Regions from separate parts of the Homo sapiens genome. Here regions 2 and 3 are each linked to region 1. A link is a loop called in an ENCODE intact Hi-C map of the cell type or tissue named here. Cell type or tissue: endothelial cell of umbilical vein. All regions are shown on one strand. Each heading gives the region's core, and the rest is flanking DNA. Links, peaks and the distances in the headings are about the cores only. Region 1 overlaps DYNC2H1 (dynein cytoplasmic 2 heavy chain 1). Region 2 has its middle 190 kb from the start of MIR4693. Region 3 has its middle 310 kb from the start of MIR4693.

Evidence for each region. Peaks named below come from ENCODE experiments on the same cell type or tissue, not always from the same donor. Only the 100,000 strongest peaks of a DNase experiment are listed, where the experiment ranks them.
Region 2: a loop joins it to region 1, with 13 times the contacts of the local background. A loop is called at or near these places in 4 of 110 quality-filtered maps.
Region 3: a loop joins it to region 1, with 12 times the contacts of the local background. A loop is called at or near these places in 2 of 110 quality-filtered maps.

The regions. Positions count from the first base shown.
Region 1 is chr11:103,256,427-103,258,926 of GRCh38, forward strand. DYNC2H1 (dynein cytoplasmic 2 heavy chain 1) reads left to right here. Exons shown (of 89, transcript NM_001377.3): 69 at 1,182-1,325. Among named protein-coding and RNA genes, the nearest start is that of DYNC2H1, 150 kb to the left of the region's middle. In endothelial cell of umbilical vein, for the core only: no CTCF peak of the experiment used is centred there; a DNase peak (open chromatin) is centred at 1,155.
Region 2 is chr11:103,656,557-103,662,372 of GRCh38, forward strand. No RefSeq gene overlaps it. Among named protein-coding and RNA genes, the nearest start is that of MIR4693, 190 kb to the right of the region's middle. In endothelial cell of umbilical vein, for the core only: a CTCF peak has its summit at 2,964 (motif pointing left); no DNase peak of the experiment used is centred there.
Region 3 is chr11:103,535,147-103,540,962 of GRCh38, forward strand. No RefSeq gene overlaps it. Among named protein-coding and RNA genes, the nearest start is that of MIR4693, 310 kb to the right of the region's middle. In endothelial cell of umbilical vein, for the core only: a CTCF peak has its summit at 2,960; a DNase peak (open chromatin) is centred at 2,945.

The DNA.
Region 1 (2,500 bases), core at 1-2,500:
GAGGATAAGGAGTGTTTGTCAGTATACCCTGCTGCCTTCTACTGATTTCTGGCATAATGTTATCTAAGGTAGAGCTGCAGTTTTGTACTAAAATTGGAAATGAGTATATTGAAAATGAGTATTAGAGAATATCTTTGCCGTTCTTAGAACTTTTCTTAAGTTAAGGCAAGTTAAATATACTAATTAAAAGGGTTATAAGCTCTAAGGTACAGTTATTGGCTCTTTTCATGCTTATAATGAACAGTGCTGGGTACTTTATTATCCTAATGTGGACACCTGTTAGAGTCATCTTCTCTACCTCTAGTTCCATCAGTGTTCTTATTGTCACCAATCCTATACTCATAGTTCGAACTTTTCTTCACATCAGAGATAGCCTGATAGCGCTGTGCTGTCTTGCGTTACCTTAACTGATTCTCTTTTGAAATGTAAAATTGGATCATCTATTCTCTGATCACAAATATTTACCATTTCATCTTACCCACTTTCCCCTAATACTAGTGCTGTTGGTCCTCATTAAGACCAATCTGTGAACCACTTCTAGCTCTGTCAACTGAGAGGTAGAAAGGTGTTTAAAATATATTGCTATAGTCTGAATATTTGTGTGTCCTCATCACCCCCAAAATTCATATGTGGAAATGTAATCCCCAGTGTAATAGTATTAAGAGGTGGAGGTTTTAGAAGGTGACTAGGTCATGAGGGTGGAGCTCTCATGAGTGGGATTAGTAACCTTATAAAAGAAGGCCAAGGGAGTTTTTTAGCCCCTTCCAGCATGTGAGAACACAGCAAGAAGCAGTTCTTTCTGTGAACCAGGAAACAAGCTCTCACGAGACACCAAATCTGTTGGCACCTTGATCTTGGACTTCCCAGCTTCCAGAACTGGGTGAAATAAATTTCTGCTATATAAAAGCAGAACGAGTTTAGTGTATTTTGTTATAGGTAGCCTTAATAGACTAAGACATATATTCTTTGCAGTTTTATAAAAATGAGGAAGAAAAACTAGATTTTGCTATCTTTTTTAGTTAGAAACCATGATTCATCATCTTCATTTGTTTTATGTGCATAGAAAAAGTAAGGTTTTTTTATTACTTGGGTAGATATGTGCATTGTAGTCTTTAGGTGGCAGTAAAGCACTAATTCTAAGGTGTTTCCACCCTATCCCCTACTGATCTCTTGATCCATAGGAACGGGATGCCTATCTCCCCCTGGCTGAGAGTGCCAGCAAGATGTACTTCATTATTTCTGATTTGTCCAAAATTAATAACATGTACCGTTTTAGTTTGGCTGCTTTTCTCCGACTTTTCCAACGAGCTCTACAAAACAAACAGGTAAGCTGTTGGATACCCTGTACCAGAGACTGAATTACAGGGATTACTTTACTAGGGATAGTACTTAATTTATAATAAAAATTATTAAGCAAACTTTCATAGAATTATGTTCCAAAAGACCACATGTAACACTTTTAAGCTATATAAAGAAACTACTTAATTTCTTTTTATATTGTTAACAAGGTGTCCCAATGTGACAATCTTTTTAATGAAAACAGTTTATGTTCTGAGTATAAATTAATAAGTAATATATAATCATTTAAAAAACCCAGTGATTCTGAAAGGTATAAAAATAAGAATTATCCCTATAATATCATTACCTGGGGAAAACAACATTTAACATTTTATTATATATCCTTGTTGTTTAAGGCAGTAACTTTCCAGATAATGGAGGTACACTTGTCCACTGCCTTATCAAGCATGTATTCTAATGGAGGGAAGTATGTATTAAAGGATAACAAATTGTTTTAACTAAAAGATACAATACTGTGCTTTAAAAAGTGTATTAGTGTATTATGGACAGCTTTCCTACCAGTGAATATAAACTTAATGTTTTTAAGAGATGGTGAGGCTATACCATACTTTATTTAACCACCTCCCATATATGCACATTGTTCTAATTATTTCTGTTGAGTATCGTATTAATCCGAAACTTGGCCAATTAAAACTATTTTCTTATGCTTATTGATTCTATTGGAAATTTAGTCAGGACTCAGCAGGGATGACTTTGTTTGTTTCACAACGTCTAGGACCTCAGCTGAGAGGACTTGAGAGTTGAGGGGCTAAGACAGGTGCTTCACTTGCCCGCCTGGTGCTGTGGGTTGGGAGGACTTGACGACAGGACTGCCAACTGCAGCACCTCTGCAGGAGGCTTGGCTTTTTCACAGCACTGAGTAGATGGATGGACTTCTTATTTTTTAGCTCAAGGCACTAAGTATGTGTTTCAGTGAATAAGGCTGAAACTGAATAGCCTTTTAAAATGCAGCCTTAGGTCTGTGTCATTTCTGCTGTATTGTACTGGCTGAAGCAGTCACAAATCTATGTAGAGTACAAAACTTTCTGCTGTTTAAAAAATCTACTGGATCTTGTAGGTACAGTACTGTGTCTTATGATAGAGTGACTTTTAGGAAATCCAAGTCTCAATTTCATATGTGATCTTTGTTAACATATAGTGA
Region 2 (5,816 bases), core at 1,809-4,308, 400 kb after region 1:
TCACCATAATGTGGGTGGGCCTTATCTAATCAGTTGAAGGTCTTAATAGACAGAAGACTGACTGTCCTTGGGCAAGAAGAAATTTTGCCGGAAGACTGCAACATCAACTCTTCCCCAAGTCTGTGGCCTATCCTGCAAATCTTGGACTTGCCAGCCTCTATAGTCACATGAGCCAGTTCCTTAAAATGAATCTCTATCTATCCATTTATCCAGAGATAGATACGTATTTCCATATATCCATATCTATGTGTGTGTGACTTATACATGTACTTTTATATTTTCTATTCTAATTTATTACATTAAATCTTTTCTTGAAAAATAATTGTTGATTGAGATCCACTAAATTTGGGTTTTATGATCCACTAATAGGTAGTGACTTGCAGTGTGGCAAAACACTTTGAAAAATGATGCCTTTCCATTTAAATATTGCACCTACTTCCCACCCCAATTTTGTTGCATTTTATTCTTAGTGCCATAAAAAACAGTTTTAATCTACTACTTTTGAATAAATTATTCTAGAAAAATGTGCAACTTATCCTCAGAAGTTTTATTATAACTTTGTCCAAATTTGAATAATTACCACAGATAAAATATCCAAGGGCTCATTTGACCCTGCTTATTAATTATGGAAACATAAAGCTAAAAAATAAATTACCCTGGTTTTATCTGTTGGTCATGATGACTCCATAAGTTGCATTTCCAATAAAGCAAAAATGTTCCATTTTTTTGTTACTCCTAAAAATGAAACATTGGGACTTTTCTAGCCCAATGTTGTTAACAAATGTAGTATTTGTTAACAGAAATGTACATTTGAAAAGTAAAGTGAGTACAGTTAGCTTTCTGTATGTATGGGTTCCACATCCATGGATTCAATAAACCATGGATCAAAAATTTTCAGAAAAAAAAAGGGACAGTTTCATCTGTACTGAACATGTATATAGAACTTTTTTTGGTCATTATTTCCTAAACAATGCAATATAACAACTACTTACATACCATTTACATTGTAGTAGGTATTATAAGTAATCTAAAGGTGGTTTAGATTATACGGGATAATGTGTGTAAGTTATATAGAAATACCACACCATTTTATATAAGGATTTGAGCATTCATGGATTTTGGTATCTGCGGTGGTCCTAGAACCAATTCCTTGTGGGTATTGAGGGATGCGTGTACTCCCAGTGGCCAAAGCTGGAATGATTTTAGCAACAAAGTAAGTATATTGGACTATAATTTAAAGCACAAAATAGATAGCCACAAGTCCATGATGCTATAAAAATGATTGGATAAATACATAAATGAGAGAGAAGAGATTAATCTTCTTTACAAATGAATTCTAAATAATTTATATATAATAATTTATCAGGAACTAGAGCTTAGTTCCTCTACACCTCTTCTTATCCCTCACTTCAGCCCCCATTGAGTGTGGGCTGCACCTACTAACTTGCTTTCAAAGAGTAGAATATGGGAAGAGCTAGGGCATAGGGTAAAATCACAGTAGGGAGACCTGGCAAATACTGTCTCATCAAGGCGATGGAAGTTATCATCAGCAATTAGTCATATTGATAGTGTGCATTCTTGACCTGCTGTACTTAGAATGACACTGCATTTCTGTGTTTTTTCTCCCAAAACTCATGACTCCAGGATAGCCATGAGAAAGATATTGATCAAACCCAAATTGAGTGACATTCTGCAAAAACTTTGATCAGTGCTCCTTAAAACTGTTAGGTCATCAATAACAAGGAAACTTGTTGTTTCTGAGAAACTGTCACAGATCAGAGGAGGCTAGGGAGATACTGACTCAATGTAACCTGGACCATAAAAAAATATCATTGAGGAAAAAAATTGATGACACCTGAATAAACTGTTAGGTTGATATTATGATGACATCTGAATAAACTGTTAAGTTAATAGTAACGTACCAATGTTGATTTCTTACTTGTGACAAAGGGGTCCTGGTGGCATAGAACAATAACAGTAGGGGAAACTGTGTAGGGCTATATATAAATACTTTGTACAAACGTTGCCACTTTTCTGTAAATTTAAAACACTTCTAAAATAAAAAAGTGTTCTTAAAATAAAATAAATACAGTTACATGAGTCACAGGGAAATGTACTAAATGCAAATAAAAGAATGTAATTTGAAAGTGTCAGAAAGTAGTGGTTGAATATATTTGAATTTCTCTTGTTCTCCTTGTGCTCCTAGGGGAGCAATTCTTTGAGGTTTAATTGCCTTTAAACACTTATGAATTGTATATTTAAAGACTATTGCATATCAGATTTTATGCCACAGAAACATTTTATTGAGTAAAATTGCTTATTCTATTAAAATTAAATCATTTTATGGATGATATTTTTCAAAATCTTTTTGGAGATAAAAGGAAAATTCAAAAAGCAATGATGATGTGTTATTCCAAAAAAAGTACCTGTGATTTTTGTTTCAAAATATCAGGTGCTAATTTTCATCATATTTTAAATTTCATTTGAATATTACTCTTCTATTGTAAACTTGTGCTGAATTCCTGTTGCATTTTTTTCTAGGAGAGGGAAAAGGAAGAGTTAGCTTTGGGATAGGAGATCAACACTGTCTTACATACTTAAAGACTCTGCTTAATGACATCCTGAGAGTCATCAAGAAGGCTTGATAGAGATAACCAAGATTTATATATTTGATTTAGTTACATTCAATGTAAAATTATCTTGCTCTTCTGAGGCATTGAGTCTAGACACTTCTCATAATAGAAAAATCCTTATTACTCTATTAGACATGAATTACTTCAGACAGTTTTTTCCAAAGTTCCATTATCAGTGTTGTTGCTAACTGACTGCATTAGTCTAAGGATGCTAATTGCTATAATGTAATCTCCAAGCTTTTATGGCTAAATATAATAATGATTTATATCTCATTCAGGTCACAGCCAGTGCAGGTCATTGGGGGCAGAAGGTTTGCTCCATGTATCATCAAGAGTGAGGCTTCTCCCACCTAGTGGTTCTGCCCACTATTACACTGGCAAAAATAGACACATGGGAGAGACCAGGAGTGTTTGTCCAGGCCTCCATTGCAGAGTCCAGGGGTATGCTGGTAAGTGTTTAATAATCAGCAGTCACGGAGGAAAAATTTTTAAAGCCTTGATTTGTAGCAATTGCAAATTTCCATGGTGCGTATATATCTCCCATGGTCTATCAGAAGCTATTCACAAAATATCAGGGAACATGAAACTGGGAAAAGAGGTGCATGTTCAGCACAAGCCACTTTGAGTTGGCTCCAATCCACCACCAAATAGTCCCTCCCTTCTGCAAATAGACACTGAGGAGAAATTTGGATTAAAGCTTCTCACATTACACATGTATTGTTGTTGTATGGGATGGTTGCCATAATCAGTTCTGAAGACAGTACTTTGCATAAGTTTAGACTAAGGTGCTGTTTATATCATATCTGTGTGACTCATGTCCCAATCTGCATAGCAGTCTGTGGCAGACCTACTATGGAATAATGCTGCTTGATCAAATACAAAAAGAGCAAAAAGAGGAAAAAAGAAAGAGAAAAAATGTTTTCTTTCCTCATGAAGTAATAACATCTAAAATGAAGAGGAATGCCACTCAAATTAGGTGCCATTTTTGCAAGTTTTGATGGCAGTTTATATGGCCACTAGAATGGCCATTAAAGCACATTGCAAATTATATCACTGTATATAATGCTCCATAAAATAAATTTCTATGGATTAAGTCCAAAATTTCAGTCATTTGCTTGCAAAAATGGTCACTCCATTTAAGATACCATACAAATTATGTTCAGGCATTAGGAGCAAGTGGTTATAGCAGCCGTGTCATTAAGCCCATCCATAACTTTATAACTCAGTTTACATGCTGCATAACACCTTGTTTATAAATTAGTTTCCTGGCAAGAATTTGTAGACTTCAGGATGACCTTAAAATTTATATACTGATTAGGAAATAATTACATACCATATGTTGCAGGGAACATGAAAATGAAAGAAATCACACATAAGCTTAGGTTAGGACAAGTTCTAGAATATTTGATACTGTTCTTTTTGTTCACATCAACATAGCTAAGGAGTTGATCCTTCACCTTAAAAGCAGGAATGACTCTTTTGATACCCTACATACCTCCTTTCCAATCCAGTCATTTAAGAATATCAGGAATAAGGGATTGGAATTGGTTGGCTCATGCTTGACAGAAAAGTTGAGAAAAATAATTGCTAGAAGCTAAATGTAATACTTTCTTCTCCAGAGCCCCTTGACTCTAAAAAGTTTGAATACCAATAAAGCAAATTAAAAGGTGTAAATTATTCCTATAGTTCAATGTTTATGTAACTAAATTTCTTAATATTATTCTTTATAGTATTTTGTATATATCTAAACTTAAAAGGCCTGAGAATACCAAGAAATAGAGGAATATTCATCTATATTAATTCTTTTGTGTTCTACTTTCCTTTTTACTTTCAAATCTTTAATTAACCTGGGATTCATGTTGAAAATTATGAAGGTTAATTTTATGTGTCAACCTGACTGACCATAAAGTGCCCAAATACTTGGTCAAAGATTATCTTAGGTATGTATGTGAGGGTGTTTTGGATGAGATTAACATTTGAATCTGTAGACTGAGTAAAACAGGCTGTCCTTCCTAATGTGAGTAGGTCTCATCCCATCAGTGGAGGGCCTGAATAGAACAAAAAGTCTGAACCTCCCTTACATGAGAGGGAATTTCCTCTTACTTGATTGCCTTATGGCTGGGACATTGGTTTATCCTGCCTTTGGACTCCAGCTGAAACATCAGCTTTTCCTGGGTCCACTGACCTTGGGACTGAAACTGCACCATTGGCTCTCATAGGTCTTCAGCTTGCCAACTGCAGATCTTGGGACTTGTTAGCCTCCACAATTGTGTGAGCCAATTCCTTATCATCTCTCTCTCTCATGCTGTGTGTGTGTGTATAATAATTAATAGATATCTAATTGTGCACCCTACCCCATGATTTAGTCAATTGTTTCAACATTATGAAAATCTATTTTTTTGAGACAGTGTCTCACTCTGCCACCCAGGCTAGAGTGCAGTAGCACGATCTTGGCTCACTGCAACCTCTGCCTCGCAGGTTCAAACAATTCTCGTGCTTCAGCCTCCTGAGTGGTTGGGATTACAGGTGCATGCCACCACTCCCAGCTAATTTTTGTAATTTTAGTAGAGATAGGGTTTCACCATGTTGGCCATGGTTAATCTCCAACTCCTGACCTCAGGTGATCTGCCTGCCTTAGCCTCCCAAAGTGCTGGGATTGCAGGTGTGAGCCACCATACCCAGCCTAAAATCCTCTTTCAATATTGACTAAATACTCACATGTGTTTTGACTTGATTCACAGATTCATATTCTCTTCTATTAATATGTGACTATCTATAACTTTATCAGTAATACATTATTTAATTATGGTCATTTGATAGATGTTTAATATCTAGTAGTGCTTGTCCAAATCAATTTGAATATGTTTATGCTACTACAATGAAATAAAGATGGGGACTGGGCTGAAGTTAGACAAATAGTATGCTTTTCAACCTGAAAGGCAAAGACAAAGAGACAGCTTTTCGATCTTTTCCTTTCTTTTTTCTCTTCTTCCTGCCTACCTACTTGTTTGCCTTGACTACAACAACACTCCCCCAACTAACTGCTTAGACATTTATGCTCCTGGAAGCCCTGTTGGAAAACCATCTTCTTAGACTTTTATCTGCCATCCCAAGGTATGTTTTTATTCTTTGTGTTTTCACAAATCTTGGCAACAATTTAAATGGCATTGTTAATATCACAAT
Region 3 (5,816 bases), core at 1,443-3,942, 280 kb after region 1:
TACACAATGGAATTATACTCAGCAGTAAACAGGAATGAACTACTGATACATGCAGCAACCTGGATGATTCTTAAAATAATTATACTGATTGAAAAAAGCTGGACTAAAGAAGGATACATATTTAGCTAGTATGATTCTATTTATGTAACATTCTAGAAAATGCAAAGGAATCTACAGTTACATAAAGCAGACACACTGGTTGCCCTTCAGTGGAGGTGGATGTACCACATCTGTTCTTTACTTTGATTGTTGATGGTTCCATCAAGTATACCTACGTCAAAACTTATCAGGTTATAAACTTTAAACATGTGAAATTTATTGAAGCTCAATTGTTCCTAAATACAGCTTTAAATTTTTTTAAAAAAATCAGGAAAATTTATTATAATCATATATCTTAGATGTAACCATGATGCTTGGGTGAACATTTGGCTTATACATATTTTCTGAGCCTTTTAAAAACCAAATTTGCATTTACATAATATATTAGCATATTTTTCATTTGTCTCTAACACTATAAGACACTCCTAGTATTATTAGAAGTTCTTTATAAACATTTACATTGAAAGATTCATACTGTGATAAACTGTATCAGTCATGTGCCATCACTGATACCAGTCTTGACAATGTAGCTTGGTCTGGCTAATGAAATATGACTTCGCATATTTCAAAATTGCTAGAAGAGTAGCTTTTAAATGTTTTTACCACAAAAAGAAATAAGTATGTGAGGTGATAAACTTTTAATTAGCCTGAATTATTCCATATTGTGAACATATATCATATTATACCCCTCTAAGTATGTTATTTGTCAATTAAGAATAGAAAAGAAATATGACTGGAAGGGATATGTTATTTCCAACAGGATTTAAAAGCATGGTGTATACTTTGTCATCCTGATGTCTGTCTATAACATTCTTTAAATTATGGTTACTTAATAATATGTTTAATATCTGGTAGTGTTTGTCCCAATCAAGCACTTTATGCTACTGTCATGAAATAAAGATGGGAACTGGGGTGAGGTTCAACATAGAGCATGCTTCTCACAATAATCTCTGTAGCTGTCTGTTGTAATTTTATTGTTAAGCTCTCTTTCTAATTTAGTCTTGAGGCCTCTCTGTTGGGAGTTGCCATAAGACAAGGTAACCACTCTCTAGCAGAGTCCTGGCCAGGAAAAAAATTAGCTTTGGGTATGACGGTCAAGTGAGGTGCACCGAGGAGGTGAAGCCAAGATGCACGAAACAAAAAAAGAAGTTTGGATCACTTACAGATCCCAGAGAGGCTAGGGGTGCTGACGGGAAGCTGGGAAGTCCGGAATCAGCAGGCGTCTCAGCCAGCAGGGTGGGAGCCAGAGAGAGCCAGAGGACCTGTGGGACTATGCTTTATTAAGACCCAAGGGCATTATCCCTTAGGCTTTGCTGGGGAAGGACGAGGCGGGGTAGTTGTGGATTGGCTAGTTTAACAAAAACACAAAAATCTGTGTTGTGGCTCTGGTGTTAACCATCAGATTTGATCCTGGCCAGCAGCTATTGGGCGTGCTGGGTTTGGGTCGGTGGGATAAGAAACAAATGAGCTTATATTGAAAATAGCTGGCTAGGTGGGGTGGCTCAAGCCTGTAATCTCAGCTACTCCGGAGGTTGAGGCAGGAGAATCGCTTGAACCCGGGAGGCAGAGGTTGCAGTGAGCCGAGATTGCGCCACTGCACTCCAGCCAGGGCGACAGAGTGACTCCGTATCAAAACAAAAACAAAAAAACAACTTCTTAGGGAGAGGAAGTTTTAACTAGGCCAAAGGTGACGAGGTACTACTCGGTTTCAAATAACTTATGTCAAGCCTAAAAATGGATGCCGAGACAGCAACTATATTACGTAAATTATTGACACTGCCCATTTTTGTTTCACTCTATCTCCTCTCAGACTCCAGCTCCTTCCACACAGGAAGAGGCCAAATATTCCTGCGCCCCTCACAAGACTCTGGGCTGAAGCCCTGCTGTTTGCCTCTCTGTCTCAGCCCGGGTGAGCTGGCCCATCTTAGACTGGCAACTCTGTTCTGTGAACAGGTTGTTAGAGCCCAAGTGCAACAGGAAATGTACAGAAGGTTTCAAATCATTATGTATACCTACAGGGAGGGAGAAGCAGATGCCATTTGAAAGGGGCCTGATTAGAGAACGTGCTTGCCGACAGTGTATCTGATTGGCATCTGTGGCTTTGCAGCCAGACCATCTGTTTTTGCTAATGCAGCTTCAAGTGCGGTGCATAATGAGGTTAGGGTCAGGACTGTATTGTTCGTCTATGGCTTATGTGTGCCTCCTCCAGCTATGTGAAAATTAAAGGGGCACTGCCAGGACCATGCAAGTGGAGAACACTTCTCTGCCAAAATGTGACCAGAAAAAAAAAAGGGATAATGGACTCCCTTTGTGTCTCTCCAGGGAGATCTTAAGTATGGAGGAACACAGAGCTAGAGTGCTATGTTAATAGAGAGAAAGGACAATGGGTGTAAGATGTAGTGGTTAAAAATGGATGGTATCACAAGTAGGAAAAGAACTTTAAAAATAAGACAAAAATCAAGAGGGACTGGCAGGTAAAGAGAAAGAGACATAAACATTTATGTCCCTGGGTTAATGTTTCAGCATTTACAAAATAGAGTCTCCCCAACTCTCAACCCACTCCCAGCTCATGCGCACTTTGTTGAGAGTGCACCACAACTGTACACCATTAGTCTAAAAATAATCAAAGCACCTATCAATTTGATAATGATTTCTTCTCATCTTTGTGCCTTCTGAAATTCTGTCCTCATTCCAAAGCCCAGGGAGGATTCCTGGTACATTTAAAAATCTCTCTACTTAAGCTTGGGGACAGACAGCTTTAAAGTAGATTATTTGACAAATTACATGTTATACTTGCTTTTATGCAGTGTATTGTATAAAATTTGCCTACACCATTTTTAGGGAACTCAGTAGCACCCCCTAGGGATCACTGTTTGACAACAGAGATTTACATGGGAGTAGTGCAGTGTCTCTCTCAACAGTTCTTAATTTATGATTTCTTTTGACAAACATAAATAAAATAGACTATGGTGTTACTTGAAGTTCATAAATCAATCTAAATCAATTAGATATTGTGACTAAAAACAGCAAAGTAAAGCAAACTTTAGAATTTACATTCTCAAATCACATCCTTGTGTTTTTGGAATGTTTCACTGAGTGGGTACCCTTGATACCCACTTAGTGGGCCCAAAGCTCCTGACCTGAGAATCTATAGATTAACAAGTAAGTCATCAAATAACAGGTGCTTTAAAAAAATTATTTGTTAGGATTCCATACTATGTCAAGCCTTTCTATTCTCTGTTTTAATAAATACAGTTTTGATAACTATATTATATGTACAGCTTTGAGCTTATGCTTAAAGTCTGTGCTTGTCATTCAGAATAATGACTGGGGGAGGTTTTCACTATTGAAATGAAAATACCCAAAGTCCTCTGAATACTCCCCCAACAGCAGAGATAAATACCTTATAGACTGATCTGTTGAAGTAAGAATGTGATGGTGGAGTGGTTCTCTCGTTCCTCCCTGTATTAGGCTATTCCTGCACTGCTATAAAGAAATACCTGAGACTGGGAAGCTTATAAAGAAAAGAGGTTTAATTGGTTCATAGTTCTGCAGGCTGTACAGGAATCATGGCAGCATCTGCTTCTGGAGAAGTCTCTGGAAGCTTACAATCCTGGCAGAAGGCGAAGCGGGAGCTTTCATGTCACATGGCAAGAGAAAGACCAAGACAGAGAAGGTGCCACAAGCTTTTAAACAGCTAGGTCTCCTGAGAACTCACTCACTATGATGAGAACAGTACCAAGGGGATGATGATAAACCATTCATGAGAAATGTGTCTTTACCCATGATCCAGTCACCTTCCACCAGGCTGTACCTCCAACATCGGGGATTACATTTCAACATGAGATTTGGGCAGGGTACAAATCCAAACTGTATCACTCCCTAATATAGACTTTTGAACACCTGCCCTTTCACACACTGTATATTGATACTCTACTGCCTTTTGTCAAAATTCAAACTTTGGTCCTCAGCTGATAAGCATTTTGAGCTATCACATGGCTGGGTATATTTATTTAGCAGTGTTTGTATAATTATCTGGATATTTCAATGACTTTTGCTCTTAAAATTTTAGAAAAATAAGTAGATTGTATAATAGGAGCTATAAAAGTGCTAGCCTCAGCACTTAACAGCACATTTGTTATAAACTCAACTTAATTGAGATCATCATTAGATGAGCTGAAGCAGTGACTTTTTAGCCTCAATTAGATGCTTAATGAATTAAACTGGCTGACTATATTAATTATGAAGAAAAGGAACAAAATTAAAATTTAGGAAGAAGTCAAATTCTGGAAATATGCATTGAAGATTATTTTCAAAAGGCAAACTTTTATTAAGACTTTATAATGTTTTTGTTTCATGGGAATACCTCCCCATACACACGTGTCTGCACACAGTGACACATAAAGTTAGTTCTTTGACTTTCAAAAAGTCACTTCTTATATACATTTTAAAGACACATAATATAACAAAAATGAGAATCATTGCATACCTTCCTCTTTAAAAGGGAGTATAAAAGTCACAACCTCTCGGTGTGGTTGGTATGGGGCATTATTTGCATGACACATTATAAATGAATAGATAATGTCCCCACTAGTGTTTTTCCACATGCCAAACATGATATTCAGATCATTTAACAACTGATATAGGCATACCAGTGCTATTGGTCCTGTTGAATTGGAGAAAAGAAATTCCTTGAGAAATAAAATGATGGTGTGTGAGTAACTTACAAATCTCCTTAAAGCAACAATATAATTTTTACATTAAGCAAATGCTCAATGAAGGCTGTAAGAGGATGCCAAGTTTCTTGTGTTTGGATCTTCACCAGTATATTTCTATACTACAGCAATTTGTAATTCTTTTTTTTTTTTTTTTTTTTTTTTTTTTTTTTTTTTTGAGACGGAGTCTCGTTCTGTCGCCCAGGCGGGAGTGCTGTGGCGCGATCTCCGCTCACTGCAAGCTCCGCCTTCCGGGTTCACGCCATTCTCCTGCCTCAGCCTCCCGAGTAGCTGGGACCACAGGCGCCCGCCACTGCGCCCGGCTAATTTTTTGTATTTTTAGTAGAGACGGGGTTTCACCGTGGTCTCGATCTCCTGACCTCGTGATCCGCCCGCCTCGGCCTCCCAAAGTGCTGGGATTACAGGCGTGAGCCACCGCGCCCGGCTGTAATTCTTAATCTTGTCTCTGTCAATGTAATTGTGGCTATAGAACTTGAAAAGATTATCTTCCCTTTGTGTAATTTGGCTTGTTTGAGGGGTTGATGATACTGCAATAATTTCCTCTTTTTCTGGGGTCCTGGACTCCCTCTTCTGCTTGTCTCTCCATTGCCATAGACTTTTGCATGTCTCTAAGTCCTGGGCTCTTAGCTCTTCCTAATTACAATATTGATGCTGACAGTTTGCTACACCAATTCTAATCACAAATCAGATTTACAGAGGGCTTGCAATGGAAGAATTGCAGCCATGGCATTGACTAGACTGAAGAGCTTAGTTACCAGAAGTCACTTATCAAATGGGAAGGCTAGCTGGGATGGTTAATTTTATGTGTCAATTTGACAGAGCTGTGGGGTGTCTAGATAGCTGGTCAAACATTATTCTAGGTATGTCTGTGAGGGTGTTTGTGGATGAGTTTAACATTGAATAGACTGAGTAAGGCAGATTGTCATCTCTAATGTGAATGGGCTTCATCCAATCAGTTGAAGGCCTGCATAGAACAAAAAG